Regions from separate parts of the Homo sapiens genome. Here region 1 is linked to region 2. Evidence: chromatin contacts called from ENCODE Hi-C or POLR2A ChIA-PET data. All regions are on one chromosome and are shown on one strand. Each heading gives the region's core, a stretch centred on a gene start or an enhancer-like site at or near the end of the contact. The rest is flanking DNA. Distances are from core to core; before and after follow the strand shown.

The links. A loop is a pair of places that touch in the nucleus more often than their neighbours do. ChIA-PET counts read pairs that join two places held with the same protein, here RNA polymerase II (POLR2A). Pooled maps may share reads with other maps.
Region 1: a map of GM12878 shows a loop between it and region 2 (6-fold over the local background). The contact joins the enhancer-like site here to the promoter of ZNF782 in region 2. A Hi-C loop is called at or near these places in 3 of 168 maps with a recorded cell type or tissue (Caco-2, GM12878 and PC-9), 10 of 37 single-sample maps with no recorded cell type and 9 of 50 pooled maps. POLR2A ChIA-PET finds 5 or more read pairs at or near these places in 1 of 52 experiments (PC-9).

What each region holds. Positions count from the first base shown.
Region 1 is chr9:97,465,993-97,471,066 of GRCh38, reverse strand. It overlaps TDRD7 (tudor domain containing 7), which reads right to left. Exons shown (of 17, transcript NM_014290.3): 9 at 398-509. Among named protein-coding and RNA genes, the nearest start is that of TMOD1, 33 kb to the left of the region's middle. RefSeq lists an enhancer at 2,383-2,442. Within about 2 kb of position 2,291, at least 9 of the 41 ENCODE cell types and tissues checked have a DNase peak (open chromatin) inside an H3K27ac peak, as active enhancers do; they include GM12878, where a contact is called at or near this core.
Region 2 is chr9:96,851,196-96,856,820 of GRCh38, reverse strand. It overlaps ZNF782 (zinc finger protein 782), which reads left to right and starts at 2,307. Exons shown (of 6, transcript NM_001001662.3): 1 at 2,307-2,733; 2 at 3,752-3,968; 3 at 4,816-4,874. The coding sequence starts at 4,860. RefSeq lists silencers at 2,535-2,604, 2,885-2,974.

The DNA of each region.
Region 1 (5,074 bases), core at 1,042-3,541, 610 kb before region 2:
TCACACCCTCACAGCATCACCACAGTACATCTCAGTGGGAAAGGGGCTGAGAGTCACCTCACAACATGCTGAACAACATATTGAAACTCATCAAATGTCATGAAACAGGGCCTCTATCAATTGTTACTAGGGCAGTTAGAACAAGAAAAATCCCTTTAAGATGGCTGAAATTTTTATAAGAAATTATAATACGTTTTTATATATAACACAAAATATAAAAACATAACATTTTTATAATGGTATCTTATAAAGAATACATTCGACATGAATTTAAACCTTTCAAGAAGTAACACATTATAACATGAGATACTTAGTCCATTTTAGGATTCAACTATCCAAATGTACAGTGGTAATAGCCTATTGAAATGGAGAGAGTTTTTTAAAAAGTTCCTCTTACCTGCAAGCTTACATTTTGTAGCTTGAAATGAGAGTGAACAAAACTTCGGGTTTAATTTGTATGCTTTGCTTTTTTCAACATTTTCACTAAAACCATAGTCAACATAGCATACCTAATGATTAAAAACACAGAATGTTTAGTTCTTTATCCTCTCTTTAAAAAATTCATTTGATACACTTAATTGGCTCAATCTTATTCCATGATCAGCAAGCTGAGTGGCAGAGTGGCACCTGGAAAAAGCTGGGGAGGTGCCCCTGACTTACCACAGAAGAGAAAGGCTGGAGCTGAGACCAAGGAAACCAGGGGTCCTAGTTCCAGGTCCCAGTCTTCTACCTCACCCTACCCCTTCAATGGGAAGAACAAGACTGCTCAGCCCTGCCACCTTGCTGTCGCCAGTCTTTCAGCAGCCTATCTACCTGGTTCTGCCAACTCTGCTCCCCTCCCCTTTGGTGCTTTCATTAATATCATAATGCCTATATCAGCTTATTCTTTTTTGAGTTACACATTTCCACCCGTTCCCTGGACAGCAGTATTTGTTTCTATGGCAGGCATCATCCTTGTGGTATTTATCAGATTCTAAATCCCCAAAGCAGCATTTGTGATGGCTATTCTCAGCTACTGTGCTTCCAGGGACCGAGATGCTTCATCAATGACAACAATGGTATCACTGCTGAACAACATGGAATTCTAAACTAAAAAACAGGCGTACCTATTTTTTTCAAGGGTGTGAAGCTGGGTTAGGTCTTCTTTCAGCTCAGCAAAAGGCCCTAAGTCTGCTGAACAGAGGTCTGTGTTTGCAGAAACCTGAACAACTTTTCCTCACCATTAGCACAGACTGTTAAGAGCCTGGATATTATTTTTAAGAATATTTATAGAATCTTCAGTTTAAAAGGATTATATAAACACAAAGCCTTTTTTTGAGAAAAATAAAAATCTAGAAACATTAAGCTATGGTTTAGAATAACTAAGAATCTAAGGGAAATGTTGAAAACCTAATATGCATCTCTAATTAAAGGAGATGATGGTTATTGAAAGAAACAAAGCAAACAAAACAACAAACACCAGGGCAAAGTCTTGGCCTTAATACCAAGTAACATGAGGTAGGTTCCTTTCACTGCCTCCCTGAAAATAAAGTCCACAGGCCAGCTTCTTAGTACCTAGATTATGGTACTAAACACACGAAACAAAAACCCTTCCCAGCAGAGAATCTAAGGGAAAAAAGCAGAAGACACCACTAACTCCTTTCCTTGGCCATGTGATAAGCGGGCCTGTGGGGCCTGTCTACCTTGTATCAGAAAGACCATCTCTTAGAATCCACATCTGACTCAACACTGACTTAGGCCTAGATCGCTGGTAGGGCTGCATGTCAGGCAGCTGGCCATTTAAGTGCACAAGTCTATTTCTCCAATCCTAAATTAGCACCTGCTTTTGCTTCTCATAGGCCTCAGGAGTCAGGCAGCTTTCATTTCCTTTAATAGCTATCACCACCTACAACTTAGATTCTGTTCTTCCCAGGCCCAAAATGGAGGTAACGTGGTCTGACAATAGGACATAGCATGTGAAATCATGACTCCTGGGAAATTCAGAATGTATTCTTAGCACAAGAACAGATTAAAGAATAACTGCTCCAAAGCCTCAAAAGAAAGTGTTTCTGAACTGTTTGTAGCTTCTTTTCTTGTTTTTAATCATACATGTTTGTATGGCAACTGCAGTTTATAAAACACTTGTCCATGCATTGGCCAGTGTGACTCTCACCACACTCTGCTCTGTGTCCTTTGCTCTGTGAGGGCTCAGTAGTCTCTCTCTCTCTAATGTCCTGGGATCAGGGCCAGTAGTCACATAATCTGGCATAAGGCCCCAGTCCATTCCTGGTTCTCTGGCACCATCAAGTGGCCAAAGGTCTCCCAGCACTACCTATCACCCAGCAGACTCCCCTGGGATGTGGGCCTGGGTCAGGCCAAACTGGCACCAGCCTCAGCGGGTGACCACATCTCCTGTTTCTCCTACTCACCAAGGATCTGACAGGGAAAGCAAGGAAGGAATCAGTACTTACCACCAGACAAAGTTCAATTCAAGCGAAGCAAGACTGGTGCTAAGTAGCTGGGGTTTCTCCAAATAAAGGGAGAAATCATCTCTGTCAGCTTCAAGGGGATGTGGGGAACAAGTTCAGGCCCGGATTGCTACAATCACCGCTGTCCCAAGAGCTTGCTACTGCACAAAATACCGAGCTACCTTTTTTATTCTTCACATCCAGCCCATAATTCTCAGCAGCAATGACGAGGCTGGTCACTCCCTTCTTTATGAGACGCTTTCTTTTTCTGGCTTCTGTGACACCACTCTCTTGGTTTTTCTTCTTTGGCCATCTTTACAGGCTTTTCTGCTCCCCTTATGCCTCCATGTAAATACTGAAGGGTTTCAGGACCTGGGCCCAGGCCCCTCCTCCTCTCTACGTGTATTCTCTCTCTAGGGGATCTCATCTTGTCCTGTGATTTCACATAGCACCTATATGCTGATGCCTCCCAACCTGACACATCTCCAGTCCTAACTGCTCCCTGAGCTCCAAATTCATCCATGTGACATCTGATAGCTATTCTCAAACCTAGCAGGTCCTATGAAATTCTCAATTGTTCTCCACAATGGTTTTTCTCTCTGACTTCCCAATTTCAACAAATGGCACCAATATCTAGTCAATTGCTCAAGCCCCAAACCCAGTAGCTTATCTTGAATCTTCTCTTTTGCTTACCATCCACTTCCAACAGGTCAGTGTCCTGTCAGTTCTACCTCCAAATATATCCTGAATCTCTTCCACTACCTCCATCTTCACTAATCCAGGTTACAAGGTAGCTGGCTATTACAACAGCCACCTAACCAGTATTACTTTCCTTCTGTGCCCTACTATAATACAATCCATTCCCCCACAACAGTCCCAGAATGATTTCTGAAGCATCTAAATGAGATCACATCACTCTGCCTATCTCTTGCTTCAGAGTTATTTTCTATCATAGTTATTTCCTTTATTGGTTATTTCCTTCATTGTACTAAAATTGTTTTGTGTGTTTACTGTATGCTTGTCATCTCTCTCTTCTCACTAGAATGTAAGCTTCTTGAGAAGAAGGACTTGTATGTTTTGTTCTTGGCTCCAGTAAAAAGTGAAAAAGTGTATCAGGTATATACAACACGATGGGAGTGTTTGAATTTACAGATAAGCAATCAGGGAAGTTAAATAACTTTCCTAAGGCCACACAGCTAGAAATGGCAAAGCTGAGACTCAGTTCTATCTGACACGAGAGCCTGAATTCCCAAAGTAGAAGGAGGGAGGGAGGAAAGAAAGTGACTGCCCTATAGACTTCAGACTGGGAGATATCCTTGTGGAATAGCTGCATTATTTATTGTAAATATTGTTACACTGTTAATGTGTCATTAGGATTTACGTATGATTCTTCTCTTCATAAGAAATCTCTGTGCCTCAAAATAGCTTAGCTTTTGTTGAACTTCCTAAGGGCCGGGGGAGTGAAATGGCCAGGAAACAGAAGTTTATCTAGGAACGTTTAGGGATAGTTATCTCCTATCAACTAGAGACCCAGAGGAATGGAGGGACTTGACCAAAGGCACACACCCAAATACAGGCAGACTCAGGACTAGTGCCCAAGCCCTGTGTTCTCCTTTGGTCCAGTGACCATTGTGGTCCTTAGCTTCTTCCAGGTTTCAAACTTTATCCAAGTATAATTTACACTGAATAAAAGATACCTGTTTACAATACAGTTTGATGGGCTTTGATCAATGTATACATCCATATAATCATCACCATAATCAACATATAGACCATTTACACCACCCCAAAAAGTCTCCTTTTGCCCTTTGCAATTAGCCCCCCTCCACCTCCTGTCCCAGGCAACCACTGATCTGATTTCTATCACTGCAGATGAATTTTACCTGCTCTTAGACATCATTTACATGAAATTATACATTACTCTCTTGTGCCTGGCTTCTTTTGCTCAGCACAAAATCTGTGAGGTTTGTCCATGAAACTATTTATATCAGTAGTTAATTCCTTTGTATTGTTAACAGTGTTCTACTACATGAATAAACTATAATTTGTTTTTATGATCCACCTGTTGGTGAACATTTGGGCTGTGTCCAGTTTGGGGCTATTAATAATAATACTGCAACACACATGTATGTACAAGACACCTTGTGGGCCTTAGGGGTCATATGGTTAAGTGTTCGTAAGAAACTGGCAAACTATTTTCCAATTTTCAGATTTTTAAAGTCAGTCAAATTACTTAAAATTTGTGCCTCTGTAGATTCAGCTGGGGAGTTTCCTAAATGCCTCTGCAAATGGGAAAGGGTGGCTGGGTGGTTGGGTGAGCTTACTTCTGGAGAGGGTCAGGGCCTCTCCTATTGAGCAACCTGCTAAGAAACAGCAGTATCCCTTTCTGACCTCCTAACTCCCACTTGTAGCTAGGGTTCAGTGGCCAGTAACTGATGGACTTAAGCCTGTGTTCAGGGACTGGTCATTTGCACTCAGTGACACATACAGGATTACTGGCTGGCGGCTGATAGTGGCACATGGAATAAGGTTTTGTATTATGGAACAGAGGCTGCAGAAATAGAAACATATTTCCCTGCTTGCAAAATCTAGAGAAAACCAAAAGATCTTAGATACATTCCCCTCAC
Region 2 (5,625 bases), core at 1,058-3,557:
TGCAACTTAGACAATTCTGTTGGTTTTAAGGTGGAAACAGCTGCCAGTCTATGTATCCCTGGGATTCCTCTAACCCTGCTAAGCAGGGTTACTCATGAATTACTTTACATCTATCAATCATCTGTCCTACAAAGAACTGGGCAAACCTTCTTGGAAGGCCAGAAGGTTTTGCAAAAGCTTTAGGAAAGGGTTATGGCTGAAGGCAGCCTGATCCTCTTACCTTGAGTTAATAGTAAAAAGCAAATAACAAGGGAATGTAGAGGAGTTTATCTAAATAGCTTGTTTTCTCATTGTTGTCCTAAGACTGACCTTTGATCATTCGCATGCAGGACTGCTCTCTCTGGGGAGGGCGGGAGAAAGGGAGCAGAATCTCTGTAAAATGTGATGTTCAATAACCATTTGTTTTTGAAAACATTTTTGAGGTTGGTAGCTTAGATCTGGCAATGTTCTCCCATCTAATAACCATCAGACAAGAAATAAACTTGCTTAGAATAAACTTTTTTCCTTTTGTTTTGATTTAAAGAGTTCAAGTAGCTCATGGATATACTCTTCTGCAGAGCACCCTCTGAGGTAACAACACCTCGCAGCTCACCTTTAATCTTTACTCAGCTGTTCACTTTGCCCAGAGAGTGGGAGAAAATCTTCACAATCTATATATCTGACAAAGGACTAATATCCAGAATCTACTACGAACTCAAACAAATCAATCTCATCAAAGAAAAAAAACAAACAATCCCATCAAAAAGTGGGCTAAGGACATGAATAGACAATTCTCAAAAAAGATATACAAATGGCCAACAAACATATGAAAAAATGCTCAACATCACTAATGATAAGAGAAATCCAAATCAAAACCACCTTACTCCTGCAAGAATGGCCATAATCAAAAAATCAAAAAATAGTTGATGCTGGCATGGCTGCAGTGAACAGGGAAAACTTCTACACTGCCGGTGGGAATGTAAACTAGTACAACCACAATGGAAAACAGTGTGGAGATTCTTTAAAGAACTAAAAGTAGAACTACCATTGGATCCAGCAATCCCACTACTGGGTATCTACCCAGAGGAAAAGAAGTCATTATATGAAAAAGATACTTGCACATGCATGGTTATAGCAGCACAATTTGCGATTGCAAAAACGTGGAACCAACCCAAATACCCATCAATCAACAACTGGATAAAGAAACTGTGGTATGTATCTGATGATATACTACTTAGCCATAAAAAGGAATGAATTAATGGCATTTGCAGCGACCTGAATGAGATTGGAGACTATTATTCTAAGTGAAGTAACTCAGGAGTGGAAAAACCAAACATCGTAGTTCTCACTCATAAGTGGGAGCTAAGCTATGAGAATGCAAAGGCATAAGAATAACACAATGGGCTTTGGGGACTTGGCGGGGAATGGCGGAGGGCAGCGGGGCAAGGGATAAAAGACTACAAATGGGGTGCAGTGTATACTGCTCAGGTGATGGGTGCACCAAAATCTCACAAATCGCCACTAAAGAACTTACTCATGTAACCAAACACCATCTGTTCCCCAATAACCTACGGAAATAAAAAACAATCAGCAAAAAGCAAGAAAATTCGTTAATGCGCATGGAAACCTAAGATAATTAACATTAAATTTAAATATGTTGAATCAATAAGAGAATTCGGCAAGAAGCAATGTTAAGGGATAAAAACCAAAAGCTTTTCTCTAACACCTGCAGCACCGGGCTCGACCCGCCTTAGAACCCTCACGCCTGGGGGCGCCAGGACAGGGCTCACAGGTCAATGGGTCGGGTAGGCTGTAAAGAGACAAGGTGGAGGTTCCAGGTTGAAAATGTATAAAATTGTAAAGTAAATTCAAAGTTATATCATTTCAATGCTAAATACTTCAGTAGTGATCCCTTTTTTTAAAAAAAAAATTTCTACAAAATTCTTAATTTTTTTTCACAGTTCACAAAAGTAATGGTACTTTTTTTCAATATTTGCAATTCCCAATCCATATTCAGCTTCCCAATTGTCTCCGAAAGTCTTACGGAAAAAAAAAATGTTGGTTCAACCGGGAACCAATGGAGGGCTACTCTTTGTATTTGTCAGTAGCGTTTAAGTTTTAACCTTTAACTTCTCCCTGTTCTTGGAGAGCCTGAGCGGGAGACTTCATAAAAACTCCATCCCCGCCAATTCTGAATCGCCGAAACGTGAGGAGTCACGTCGAAGGCGGACGCAAGAGCTTATGGGAAATGTAGTCCTGAATGAGTCTGGTTCGCCGCGCAGCACTCTGGGATGGGGCTCCTGGGCTCCTTCTGCGCCTGTGCAGCCAGAGCCCCGCCTCCTCATTTGGGTTCTCGAGACTCCCGGGAAGCGGTTTGGGAAGCTCGGGGGTCGGCTCGGAAAGTAGAGGGGGCGCAGCTGGGGCGGGAGGACAGCGTTTGTGCCCGGAAGCGGGAGAGGAAGCGGGAAGTTTGTGGGATCCCCGCCCCCTGTGTCAGTGGATGCGACCGGGCGGGCCCTCGGCCTTCCCGGCCGCTGGAGAGGGACTTCGGCCGCTGGCTCCCGGGGCGGCTGAGGCTGAGCGTTGGTCCGGAGCAGGTGCCGGGTGCGGGCCGCGGTGTGCGGGACCGGAGCCCGGCGCGAGCGGCGGCGGGGGTGGGGAAAGCGCATTTGTAACGCGGGCGACAACGTGCCCGAAATCCCCGGACGGTGGGTCTGCATCGAGACCCCGAGCTCTGGAGCTGGAAAAACCCGGGTAAGTTCCATCTCTGTCAACTGGAAGCCGAGGCGAATGTAGGGACGTGGATGAGAGTCAGGTTTCTCATCTGAAAGTGAGGGTATTAATAATGACTGCTTCATGGCGTTGGTTTAAAACTTTAAGTCACCACCTGTAAAGCAAACAGCCGACTGTAGGCTACTAAGCCATGAGCGGACTGCTGCTGTTATATTTAGAAGACACTTTGTTCCATTCGTTGGGTGCCTATGTATACCTCACAACCACATCTGCATTAAATATAACTGAGGCTCAGGTCACAAGCTAGCAGTGAGGGAGCTGGGGTTCAAAGGCAGGTGTGATTTATTTCCCGTTTCAGGCGCTAATATCACACCTGCCTAAAACCAGCATTGCAGCCTTCACAGCACTTAGCAGAATGTCATGTCCCCAAATACTCAGGGAGTGGATGTAGATGGAATCTTACCATGTGTCAAATGTAGTCTGGATTTCTGGTGTGTCTTCAGATCTCTTGGGTCAGACAGGTTCCTGGCCCCTTCTGCATTGTCAGGGTGTCTCTCTTTTAAGTCTGATGTAAAGAATTCTAAGAGTCAGATTTTTGCCACTAACATGGTTTCTCAGGTCAGGTCGCAGGCTCCTTGAACAGAGCAGCCCTTGCGAGGTGGGAAGCAGGGGTCTCTGTGAACAGTTTTACCTGGAAGAGAACACCTCTCAGACCTAGGCCTCCCTCCCGAGCTTCAGAGCAGAGGCAGAAGAGCCCACAGAGGAGCAGATCCTAGATGTGTATGGTCAGAAGCAGTTCTTGATCCTCCTTCCCAGAATGAGCCAGACTTGGTGAAGCCTCCAGAAGCCACCACACAATGGGTGACAGTGGGTGGTTTGGGCCAGCTTTGAGAAGAGCAAAATGGGCTAGGTGGTGGCCAGGGACAGGCTGCTCAGGAAAGGCCACATCATTGCATAGGTCTGAGGGTAGGGGTAACCGGAGATTCTGTCCCCAGATCCCAAAGTAGCCCCCAGTCGCTTTGTTCTCCACTCTTTACAGATGCCATACTGCTGTTAACATATGTGACACTGGAGACTTTGTCCCTACCTCATAGAATCCCATGCATGATGATACATGAAGGGTTTTCCGTGGCTATCTACTTCTGATTCTTTTGAAAGCTTTAAAGACATTGGGCATGAAAGGTTCAGTGAGTTTCCGGGGATCCCTCGTTTGTGGTAGAGCCAGGAGGAAAACAGTTCCGTTCATTCTTTCACAGGTGAGTCACCAAAAGCATCTTATCCAAAGGGCCTTTTGAGAAATACATCCCAGTTAAAACATCTAAAACTCTTTGCCTTAAAGTATCTCATCTCTTTTATAAGACTTTCTGTGGATTGTCTATACCAAGGGTAAATAATATTACTAAGAAAAATAGTTAAATGATGCACACTGAATATTTTTCTGCTAAGTTAATTTTGTGTTTTGGAGACAGAGTCTCATCCTGTTGTCCAGGCAGGAGTGCAGTGGCACAAACATGGCTCACTGCAGCCTCTACCTCCTGGGCTCAAGTGATCCTCCTGCCTCAGCCTCCCAAGTAGCAGGGACCACAGGCGCATGCCACCACACCTGGCTAATTTTTTAAGTTTTTATTTTCTGTAGAGACAAGGTCATGCCATGTTGCCCAGGTTGGTCTTGAACTCCTGAGCTCAAGCTGTCCTCCCTCTTTGGCCTCCCGAAGTGCTGGGGTTACAGGCTTGAACCACAGTACCTGCTAGGTTAATTTTAATGAAAGAATAGTGTCTTACCCTGTGGTGTACTTTAATTCAACTAATCCTGTATTGTCTTTATTTTTGTGTGTGTGTTAGAAGCACATGTGCATTGTTAAATCAATTGGGAAAAGTTTATGTTCACTCAATAAAAAACAGCAGTTTAAGCCCCATAATTATTTCAGAGTTGTCGTAGACAGTGCCACCTCTACGTGGTGCTTCTCATGCCTTTTCAAGGCCTGAAGGGCCCTGTTACCTTAGGAAGGCTGCTCTCCAACTGGGTTGCTGAGATTTGGGGAGGCTAATCTAGGAGCTGTGAGGTAGGCGAGACCGTGTGACATCCTCTTTCTGTCCCCCCAGCTGAGGCTTTACAGTTCTCTATACTCTCCCAAGAGCCACAGAAAATGAACACATTTCAGGTAAGCTTTTTATTCATTCCCCACTTTGTATTGTAATGGATTTTATGAGGTTTAGATAGGCCCTTGCATTAAATGGAAAAGGAGAAATAGATAAGTAAATCTTGAGGGAAAATATATACAGTTTCACCATGAACTCTGCTGTCAGCTTTGTCAGGGTTAGTAGGTTCCCTCCAGTTACCAGTTTGCCAAGATGTCATGTTAGTCATGAATGCACATGAATTATATTAAATACTTTTTATGTATCAGAATAAATCTATAGCTGTGTCCTTGAATCTGTAAATATTGTGAATAATATAATGGATTTTCTAAAAGTAACTTGAATTCCTGTATAGACCCTAGTTGCTAATGAGTGTAGTAAGTTGCTTCTTACATGTTTTCCTAGCACTTTATGGTAATAATTTAGGATTTTTATTTCTGTGTTCACAAATTGGATTAAACTATACTTTCCTGTTTCCCTGTTCAGTTAGGGTATCATGGTTGTCTCATGAAAGGAAATGGGGCACTTTTTCTTGTTTCTTCTTTTCTAATAATTTAGAAAAATGAGAACATTGTGTTATATGTAGATTTTATGAAACTCACCTATGAATTTGGACCTTGCGAAGACTTTTTGTGTGAAGATTTTGATTATTGAATAAATGTATTAGTTCATTAGTCAGCTTCTTATAAGCTTATACTGGAGTTGTACTTTTTCAATATAATTTTTGTCATTACATTTTCATAGAAAATTGTAATCATTTACTTTTTTTATTTT